Linked DNA regions of Mus musculus: region 2 is linked to region 1. Evidence: chromatin loops called from intact Hi-C (ENCODE). Cell type or tissue: heart. All regions are shown on one strand. Region 1 holds the start of Fam136a (family with sequence similarity 136, member A). Region 2 holds the start of C87436 (expressed sequence C87436).

Region 1 (5,000 bases):
GAGTTTCAGATGTTTGTGCAGGTGCTGGGAATCAAACCTTGGTCGTGTGCAAGGGTAGCCAGTGCTCTCGCCTGCCGAGCCAGCATCTCCCCAGCCCCTCAGTTCACCTCTTTTCAGGTATTTTGTCCCAGGAACAAAACTAGAACGTACATGCTGGTCACAGCCCGCTCCATGCACTGTTATCCAGGCCATCGCTGTGTCTGCTCTGACAGCCACACTAATAAGAGAGTGAGAGAAAGAAACACAACATTTCCAGCAGCAATAATAACTGTTTACCTTGTTTCTTACAGACACCATCTCAAAGCCGCCGCCACACCTAGGAATTAATCATGCCGTCCACACTTTACAGAGGGAGGAAGGGTGGCTGCACCATCACTGTGGAGGCTGCATACTTAGAGGCTGAGAACACAGACAGCAGTTTGATGCTCAGCCTAAGATGGAATCTGCAGACTGTGTTTCCTCGGCTCCAGACTTCATTAATCTCCTGGCCATAATACATAGTGAAAAAGCACAATCCGGGAGCTGGAAAGATGGCTAAGCAGATCAGAACACTGCTTTCGCAGAGGACTGACTTCAGTTCCCATTGCCAACACCAGGAAGCTTACAACCACTTTCAGAGGACCCAGCATCCTCTTCTGGCCTCTGCAGGTGCCACACACAGGAGCACACACACATATACACGTGCACACAAACTTAAAATTAATTTCAAAGATAACTTTTAAAGGGTGGTTGTTTACTCTTGCAGAGGACACTGTTTACTTCCCAGAATCCACACAGTAACTCACAAATGCCCCTGACTCCAGTTGTAAGTGATCCAAACCCTCTTTTGGCATCCAAGGGCTCCTGAAGGCATTTGATCCAGATATCTGCATGCATGCTCTCTCTCTCTCTCCCCCTCTCTCTCTCTCTCTCTCTCTCTCTCTCTCTCTCTCTCTCTCACACACACACACACACACACACACACACACACACACACACACCTGGAATAAACTCTTTCACAAAACAGTTATTTGACCATTATGTACTAATCCAGGGCCTTTGCTCCACCATGATCTTTTCTGCTTCAGCTACTCCAGCACTGGTTGCACTACAGAGACCTCTCACAGAGGCATCAGAAACACTGACTGCTTCCTGCTGCTGTGTGGCTTCCTGCCACTCACACTGAGTCTTGGAGTGCTTTCGGTCTGCCTAAGCCCCTCTATCACAAAGTGCACCATATGATCATTACCCTCTGAAGTCTGGTCACCTTCTTAGGATTGCAAAGTTATATAGGCCCTTTCCCTGGAGTATTCAACCTATCTTAAGGTTCTGTTGACAATTACCCCCTCCCTTCCCTAGCTAGGTCTTGCTCAAGTCTTAATATTTGATTCTAATCTCACTCCTCTTCCATTTTCTATACAGTCACTGGATATATGGTTGGGGTAGAGACCACATAACCCACCCCAAGAAGAAGAGGAGAAAGCTTCCCTTTAAAACCCAGAGAGCACCAGGAGGGTGATATCACATGCCTTCAGTCCCAGCACTCAGGAGGCAGAGGCAGAGGCAGAGGCAGAGGCAGAGGCAGAGGCAGAGGCAGAGGCAGAGGCAGAGGCAGAGGCAGAGGCAGAGGCAGAGGCAGAGGCAGAGGCAGAGGCAGAGGCAGGGAAGGATCTCTGTGAGAGTGAGGCCAGCTTGGTCTACATAGTGAGTTCCAGGACAGCCAGGGCTAGTAAAAAGTGAAACCCTGTCTCAAGCAAATAAATAAATACTAAAATATAAAAAAATTAAAATTAGAGAGGCGCTTTATCATGAGAATAAGATGAAGCTGGAGAGATGGCTTAGTGGTTAAGATCATTATCTACTCTTGCATAGGACCCAGGTTCAATTCTCAGCACTCACATGATAGCTCACAAACACCAGTAATTCAAGTTCCAGAGGGTCTGACGTTCTCTTCTGGCCTCCATGGGCCCCTGCATGCATGTGATGCACACACATATAATCAGGCACACACATACACATAAAATAAAAATAAACATATTTTAGAAGAGAATCAGAGGAGAGAAGAGGACAGCTGTCATGAGAGGAATGGGTGGGGTCAAGGAGTCTCTTCAGAGACATCCCAGGAATGAAGGACATATGAGACTTTTATGTCAATTTTAAGGAACATTTCACACCTGTGATTTGGTTCAACACAGCGTCCATGGCAAAGAGCTCGGAGGAGCCAGGTATAGGTTAGGACCTGTAATCAGGGAATACTCTAAGAGCACGGCACAGATAGCTAGCTTCTTAACTCTTGGTCCTACAGAGAGCTGCAGAGAGGCATGGCCTGTTGTCTTCAAGCCGTTAGATCCAGTCTTTAAAGAGTGACCACTGTCTTACAGGGGCAGGTTCCTCACATGTCAGGAGTCACTTTCCATAAACATCAAAGAACCACTCGTCTTGCCATACTGAAACTAACAAAGTTGTCTTACCAAAGGCTTCCCACCAGATCTCAGTGTGACTAACAGCATTACTGTAGAAGCAGCTGCTGAAACTACCATGATACACATTAGAAATAAAGGAGAAAGTGAGAAGTGTTAAACTGTGCCTTTATTAGAAAGAATTTTCTATGGAATCTGGAATCATGAAGTGAGTCTCAAGAGTCTTGCCACAGTCTGGTGTCTTCGCGGCTGAGGCAGCCATCTTGCCCTGCTAGGATTTAAATATTCCAGAGTCTTCCCCTCCCTTTGCTTTGACTTTGTGCACAGTGAGAGAAAAATGGACACTGAAGGGTCCGCTTCAGACCCCATTCAAAGTACTTGCAAAGCACCTGGTCTGTTGGGTGACCACTGCCATCGCCCTGGCTCCAGCTGCTCCTGGAAGATCCCTGTAAGTCCGGCTTCAAGTAGTGGACACATTTTATCCCCAACCCTGGTATCTGAGAGAGGGAAAGCCCAGCCATGGAGGAACACAGCTTTTCTCAAAGGACAATGGGTTGTGTGGCTTTTCCTACCCTCAAAACAGAGCTAGCCTGCCATCTAGTGGCGAATCACAGCAAGTGCCTAAAATCTCAAGCACTCTTCACACGCTAGTCTTTTTTTTTTCGTTCCAGGCTATTCCACAAAGCTTCAACCTTTTTTTTCTGTTTTGCCCTCTGAAGCTTCCCGTACCTGCCTGTCATTCTTTTCCTTCTCCAGAGTGCCAGGCAAGGGCCTTCTAGTTCAATACAAAAATTCAATGCTAGCTCGCCGAGAGAGATTTCCCGAAACACTCGAACTTTCCCTTATCTCTATGGGACCACTTATAGCCCAAGCTCTTCTAACGCAGCCTTTAGTAGCCCTCTTCCTAACCTAATGATGCTCCCCTCTGCATCGGCCCATGGGAAGAAGGGACCACTTGTGTTTCAGAGATGACTGCATAAGACAGTAGAAATGGGAACACGAGAGCACATGGCTGACAGAACCAATCCATTCAGAAACAGCTCGCCCTTACTCAACGGTCTCGCTATCTACAGCCCCTCCATACCCCCACACTACTCTTGAGACAATCTAGAATACCGTACCCTTTACTCGCAGTAACTAGTAACTCGGCATAAATGTTCACCAGCTGGGGAATTGACAAAGCAAATTGTGGTATGTACATTTAATGAAATTCTGTTCGGCAACAAAAAGAAACCAAGACAAAGATAGCAATAATAAAATCTGATCGAGCTGTACAAGAGCTGCTAATTACATTCGCTTTTTTAAAATTGGGATTGACAGAGGGAGAGAGAGAAAGAGAGGAAGAAAAGAAGTCAGACGACGAAGAGATCTTTGGCCACCAAAAGCCTGGCTCCACGGAAGAACCAGCGGCGCGCCCGCTGTCTCCTGCCTGAAGTTGCTTAACCTAGACGCCAGGGGGCGATGAGGATGCGGGAACGGGAACGCTTACTGAGGACAAGGGCGCAATGGCCAGGGGCCAGGGCGAGGTACTCGGAAGACTGTGCGGTGACTCGGTGGGGGGTCGGGCTCAGCGCAAAGGGGCGGGACTCACTAGCTAGGGGCGGGGCGCAGCCGAGGGCGGGGCGAAGCCGGAGGGTGGGACTCAGTGGCTTGAGAAGCCCGCACGGGCGCAGGGGGCGGGGCGCAGCGGGTGCACACGCGGGCGCCGGCGCGGCTGAGCTCAGGGTCGCCATGGCGGAGGTGCAGCAACTCCGAGTGCAGGAGGCTGTGGACGCCATGGTGAAAAGTGTGGAGAGAGAGAACATCCGGAAGATGCAGGTAGCGGCGCGGTCCGGCGCCCAAACGGGATTGGAAACTCGGGCGGGGGTGGCGCGGTGACGTTCGAGCTCCGGGCCTCGCGTGGGGCGGTTTCCTCCCACCTGGCCTCGGTGACGAGCGTTCGGCCGCCCCTGAGGTGATCTGGCGCGAGGCTCGGAGGGACCGGCCCAGGAGAACCACCAGACCGAAATCCCTTCGGGCCGTCCTGCGCTGATTTAGATGCCACGAACCCTGAACGCCCGTGAGCGTGGGCCCCGTCTCCCTCACCCTACTGGCCTCGCTTAACTTCACCCCTTAATCACCCTCTACTGTTTCGATCGCCTTGTGGGGCGTTGACTAGCCAGGCCGACCTCTGAACTCTGCTACAGAAATACAAAAACTGATTTTCAGAACGTGGTTTCTTCCGGTTCAGTCTTGGGTACATTATCTTATCAGTGAGCTCATAGCAGCACACAGGGTCTCTTTTAACCCAGGTTGACTTCCAACCCCCGATCTTCCTGCCTTCACCTTTGGAGTGCGAGGATTACAGGCATGGGCCACCACCCTGGCTTTGTGCTGTGCGGAATGGAACGCAAGGCTTTCTTAGAACTAGCAAGCGCGCTCCCAAGAACATATATCCCCATCCTACAAATGTTAGGCCTGGTAACCGTCCCAGTCTTACGAAGTCCTGATGATACGGCGGGAAAAATAAAACAAAACAGGTAGAGAAGCATGGCCTCCAAGGCCTTGTCCTTCGAGAGCTGTCCTCAGAGTCTTTCCAGTCTCACCAGGCTCTGTCTTCGC
Region 2 (5,000 bases), 75 kb after region 1:
TCAATTTTTAAGGGAAATGACAAAAGATTAAACTAATACAGGTTGGAACAAAGTAAACACTGGCTACTACTAGTAGGTTGACAGGAGTCAAAGAAGTCCAGTGTGCAGAAAGCAACTACTATGTGTAGTCAGAGCAGGGAGAGAAGGAAAAAGGGTAAGGAAAACAAACTTGAAATCACAGCTGAACTCCTGATCCTTAGAAGGAGCCAGGTCCTAGAGGAACAGGAATATGCAGGCCTGTGAGGAAACACTTGAGGAGGAGGTCCACTAACTAGCGGGCAGCTGGCGTTGCCTGATACCACTGGGACATACAATGCAATGAATGGCTTAACTTAATATCCTGTTTTTTGTTGTTGTTGTTTTTTGTTTTTATTCGAGACAGGGTTTCTCTGTATAGTCCTGGCTGTCCTGGAACTCACTTTGTAGACCAGGCTGGCCTTGAACTCAGAAATCCGCCTGCCTCTGCCTCCCAAGTGCTGTGATTAAAGGCGTGTGCCACCACGGCCCGGCTTTTTGTTTTGTTTTGTTTGTTTTTATCTGCTTTTTTTGTTTTGTTTTGTTTTTTGTTTTTTTTTAAATGTCAGTTGAAAATTGCAGCCTGGGAGAGCTTGGTGTGAGGACACCCAAGTTGGCTGGTTCTGAAGACAGGGAGGTGAGGATCACAAGGTCTTTCATGAACCACTGCACACTTAATGAGAAAGGAGAGAAACAGCATCCAGAAAGATGTTGTCTGCATGTCTCTCTATTGGAGGGCTTGACATTGAACTATAGAACAAAGGAGAAACACTTCCCAATGCCAGGCAAAGAAATGAGGGTTGATGCTCTCTGGTCACCACTTGAGGCAGTTGCTAGGAACTAACTAGCCATGTGATCCAGGTATAAATATGAATGCTTTTGAACTTAACAGCAAATAAAAATTGTGGCGAGAGGAAACATCTCTTTTTTTAGTTCCTTCAGTTTCTGAAACAATATTAGAAAAATCTGATCCCAGAAAAGGGCCACTGTAACGGAGAAAAGTAAAATTTGGCTAGAGCAAAGCAATTGTGCCTACAGCGCACCACCAGTAGGTGTCCAAGCTATGGGAACACACCGGCCTCACCTAAGGCACCATAGCTTTCCGAGTGTTTCTGAAGTGCGGTGGTGGCACATGTCTTTAATCCCAACACATTGGAGGGAAGAGGCCCGCGGATCTATGTTCGAGACCAGCCTGATCTACAGAAAGAGTTCCAGGAAACACAATATTGGTGCCGGGGATTTACGATTCTGAAGAACAAATATACATAAAGTCTATTTCGGCTCTTTCCAAGGGGGGAGTCGTTCAATAATGTGTAAGAGCGAAGCGAGAGAAAACCATACAAGCTCAGGCGAGCTCTGCTTCCGATTCCAGTAAAACTGTTTTCAGCACAGAATTGTTCAGGTTCGATGTACTAGGGACCACCGGGAAGCCCTTGCTGGTGTGTTCTGTACGTTTAGGTAAAGCCACAAAGTGTCAGCACCCTGAGCCTTCTCTGTAGTTTTCCAAAAGAGAGCACTCCCCTGAAATACTACAAATCCCATGGTGCCACTTCAGCGGAGGTGAGCGGGCCCTTGGCGCACGTGGGCTGATCTGACCAATAACGACCGTCGTTACAAGCAAACAGTTTGGACGTGTTTGTAAAAGTCCGTTTGTAAAAGGAGAAGAGACGCGGCGAGGGTCGTCACCAACGAGATTCCTAGAGTTGCGAGGCAGGTAAGGGGGCAAAGTGGGAGAGGCCAAGCACCGGCGGAGCACGGCTTAGGGTGGGAACAGAGGCGGAAAAAGTGTTCGGGGAACTGCGTGTCGGACTGCTGACATTTTTGCTGGGCCCTCAGTTTGACGCCGCCGGAAGTGGGCGTTTTGCGCAGGATGCCGGGAAGCGGGTCGCATGGGAAGTGCGTTTTCCAGCCGGCCGTTCCCGGAAGCTGAGCTTAGGCGCGCTCCCCTAAACAACACCGAGGAATTGTGGCCCGGACTCTGTTATTTGACAGTGACCGGGCTGATTCTACAATCAGTAAAGGTCTGCGAGCTGTGACGTCTCGATCCAACCAGACAGTTTTATTCCTAAAATGGGTAAATAGCGCCTCCACAGGATCCCTTGTGTGAATGCATGCACTCGAATACTTCTTTCTTACTTGGGGCGGTGTTCACGTGCCCAAAACAGCGTCCCCACACCGACCAGCTCAGCGGCCGCATGGGACAGGGGGCAGCCTACCGCGCCTCGGGTTCCCTCAGCCAGCGCCAGGCGCTGCTCACCCTCTTGCTGAGAAGAGACAATCATCGGGAGACCCTTCAGGTTTCCAGCGGAGCTCCTTCACAAGTCGCGTTCCTTGTGTATCCTTTTTTAAGACAGAGTCTGCAAGCCGGGCGTGGTGGCGCAGCCTGTCATCCCAGCACTCGGGAGGCGAAGGCAAGAAGATCTCAAATTCCAGGACAGCTAGGCTACATAACAGACCTTGTCTCAAAAAGAAAAGAACAAACTGGGTATGGTGACGAGCTCCTTTAATACCAGAACTCTACAGGCAGAGACTGGCGAGTCTCTGAGTTCGAGGCTTCCCCGGTCCATCCCAGGACAGCCAGAGCGATACAAAGAAATCCTGCCCCCTACCTCCCGCCCCACCACACCCCAAAAAAGGAAAATAAGAAAAAAACTCTGTAATAATTCGTAGTGATACATGTTTTCAAATTCGAATAGTAAAAAAAATGAGATTAAACCTCCATTTCTCGGGTCTCAAATTACTGCTGAGGAAATAGACAACTATGCTGTGTCCTTAAAGTCTTTTCTAAAAAAAGATTTTTGTGTATGCATGTGTGTATATCCAGTGTGTCAAAGGAGTTGGACTTCCCAGAATTAAGAGTTTTAGGCAGATGAGCCCTGATGTTACTGCTTGGAACCAAACTTGGGCCCTCTAAAAGAGCAATACACACTTTTAACCACTAGCCATCTCTGCAGCCCCATTTTCCCCTTTCCTTTCCTTTCAAAACCAAGCATAGCATACACAAAGCACTAAGCTTTGTTACTGGTATACAGATCTCAACTGTTTTTAATGGCTTTACAGTCGCATCTTACTCAGCACACTGTACTTAGTTCTTTAATGGAAGTCCTTTTCCTATTCTGCAGGTACAAAATCTCATAGAGGGATATCTGTGATTTGGATGCCAGCCTGGTCCACATATTGAGTACAGCCAGGTGTACATAGTAAGACCCTATCTTCAAAAAAGAGGTGGGAGCTGGAAAGACCACCCAGTAGTTAAGAATACATACTGCTCTTGCAGAGGATCTGAGTTGAGTCCCCGGCACCCATGTCTAGTAGCTCACAAGCACCTGTAACTACAGTTCCAGACATATGCAGTGCAGCCTGTTGGCTATGGCTGCCTGTACTCATATGCACATAGCCTGACACAGGAAATAGGTTTCAGCCCCTTTGGAAACAGTTTTTCAGGTTCCGAAAATGTTAAGTGTACAAAGGAAATAGCTATGTTTACTATGATATTTACATTTATTGAAATATATGGCTCAACACTGTGGTCCATACATGTAGCCCTATCACTTAGGAGGCTGAGATAAAAGGATTATCTAGAGTTTAAGGCCCGCCTCAGGTACATAATAAGTTTCAGGTCACAGAGTAAAACCTTATCTTAAGAATAAATAAAAGAAATAGTAGCCGAGCGTGGTGGCGCACGCCTTTGATCCCAGCACTCGGGAAGCAGAGGCAGATGGATTTCTGAGTTCAAGGCCAGCCTGATCTACAAAGTGAGTTCCAGGACAGCCAGGACTATACAGAGAAACCCTGTCTCGAAAAACCAAAAAGAGAGAGAGAGAGAGAGAAGGAAAGAAAGAGTACATGGGTCTCAGTATATATATGGGGGGGGGGGTGGTCTTACTGGGGATCAAGTCAGGGGTCTTCTCCAGACTGAGCCAGTGTTAGAACTCGGCTGTACTGCCTTCAACCCTGTGCAAGTTTATGGGAAGACATTTTTCTATACAAATACTTGTCCCAGTGATCTGAGCTCTGTGTATTGTAGCCAGAAACTTGGGACTAAACTAATATTCTGTGGCTGATAAGTGGACAAACAAGACATGACTTACCTATACATTGAAATACTGAATTTAAAAAAAAAAAAAAAAAGACTTTACAGGGATTAGAGAAGTGGCCCAACAGTTAAAAGTGCTTGCTTCTCTTCAGAGTTCCGTTCCCAGCACTCTGGGATGTCATTATCAGGCAGCTTTTCAACTGCCTGTGACTCCAGCTTTGAAGGATCTTACACCCTCTCTGGCCTCCACAGGCATTTGCATTCACGTGTGCATATACAGGCAGATACACAACTAAAAATAAATCTTAGGAAACATTTTAAGGAACTGGGTGTAGAGGCTTTTATCTTTAATAATTAAGCTAATCCCAGCACTCAGGAGGCATCTCTTTAGATGCCAGTCTAATCTACATAGGCCAGTCTGGTCTACATAGTGAATTTCAGGCCAGTCAGGATTCCTTGGTGAGACTTTGTTCCAGAAACAAAACCAAAATACTATGTGTTTTATTTATAAGCTAGTACAAATATTCATGTATATGTGTATTTGGAAATTTGTTTCTCCGTTGTGTATTATACATTCTAACTTACATCTAAATATTTTTTCAAGAATTACAAGCAAATTGCCTTTTCCACCACTTAGTGAAAAAGCATTAAGAGGCAGAGAAGATGGTTCTTAAGTAAAGTTCCAGCCTTACAAGCACGAGGGCCTAAGTTCTGATCCTCAGAAGCCATATACACAGCCAGGCACAGAGACGAACCCTGTAATCCAAGCGCTTAAGGGGCCCTAGGCTTTGCTTTCCAACCACTCAAGACAAATCAGTGAAAGACCCTGTCTCAAAAACTGAGGTGGAAAGCAAGAAAGATAGCTCAGTGTAAAGAGCATTTTGTTCTCGAGGAGGACCAGGGTACATTTCCCAGGACCCACACAGTGACTCACAACCATCTGGAACTT

Evidence for each region. Peaks named below come from ENCODE experiments on the same cell type or tissue, not always from the same donor. Only the 100,000 strongest peaks of a DNase experiment are listed, where the experiment ranks them.
Region 2: it touches region 1 in a loop (4-fold over the local background); 1 of 42 quality-filtered maps calls a loop at or near these places.

The regions. Positions count from the first base shown.
Region 1 is chr6:86,361,603-86,366,602 of GRCm38, forward strand. Fam136a (family with sequence similarity 136, member A) reads left to right here and starts at 4,044. Exons shown (of 3, transcript NM_025591.3): 1 at 4,044-4,217. The coding sequence starts at 4,131. In heart, CTCF peaks have their summits at 3,008 (motif pointing left) and 3,855 (motif pointing right); DNase peaks (open chromatin) are centred at 2,959 and 3,979; H3K4me3 peaks cover 2,374 bases; H3K27ac peaks cover 2,434 bases.
Region 2 is chr6:86,436,759-86,441,758 of GRCm38, forward strand. C87436 (expressed sequence C87436) reads left to right here and starts at 1,916. Exons shown (of 10, transcript NM_001364557.1): 1 at 1,916-2,089. In heart, CTCF peaks have their summits at 1,058 and 2,084; DNase peaks (open chromatin) are centred at 1,613 and 1,863; H3K4me3 peaks cover 2,604 bases; H3K27ac peaks cover 2,147 bases.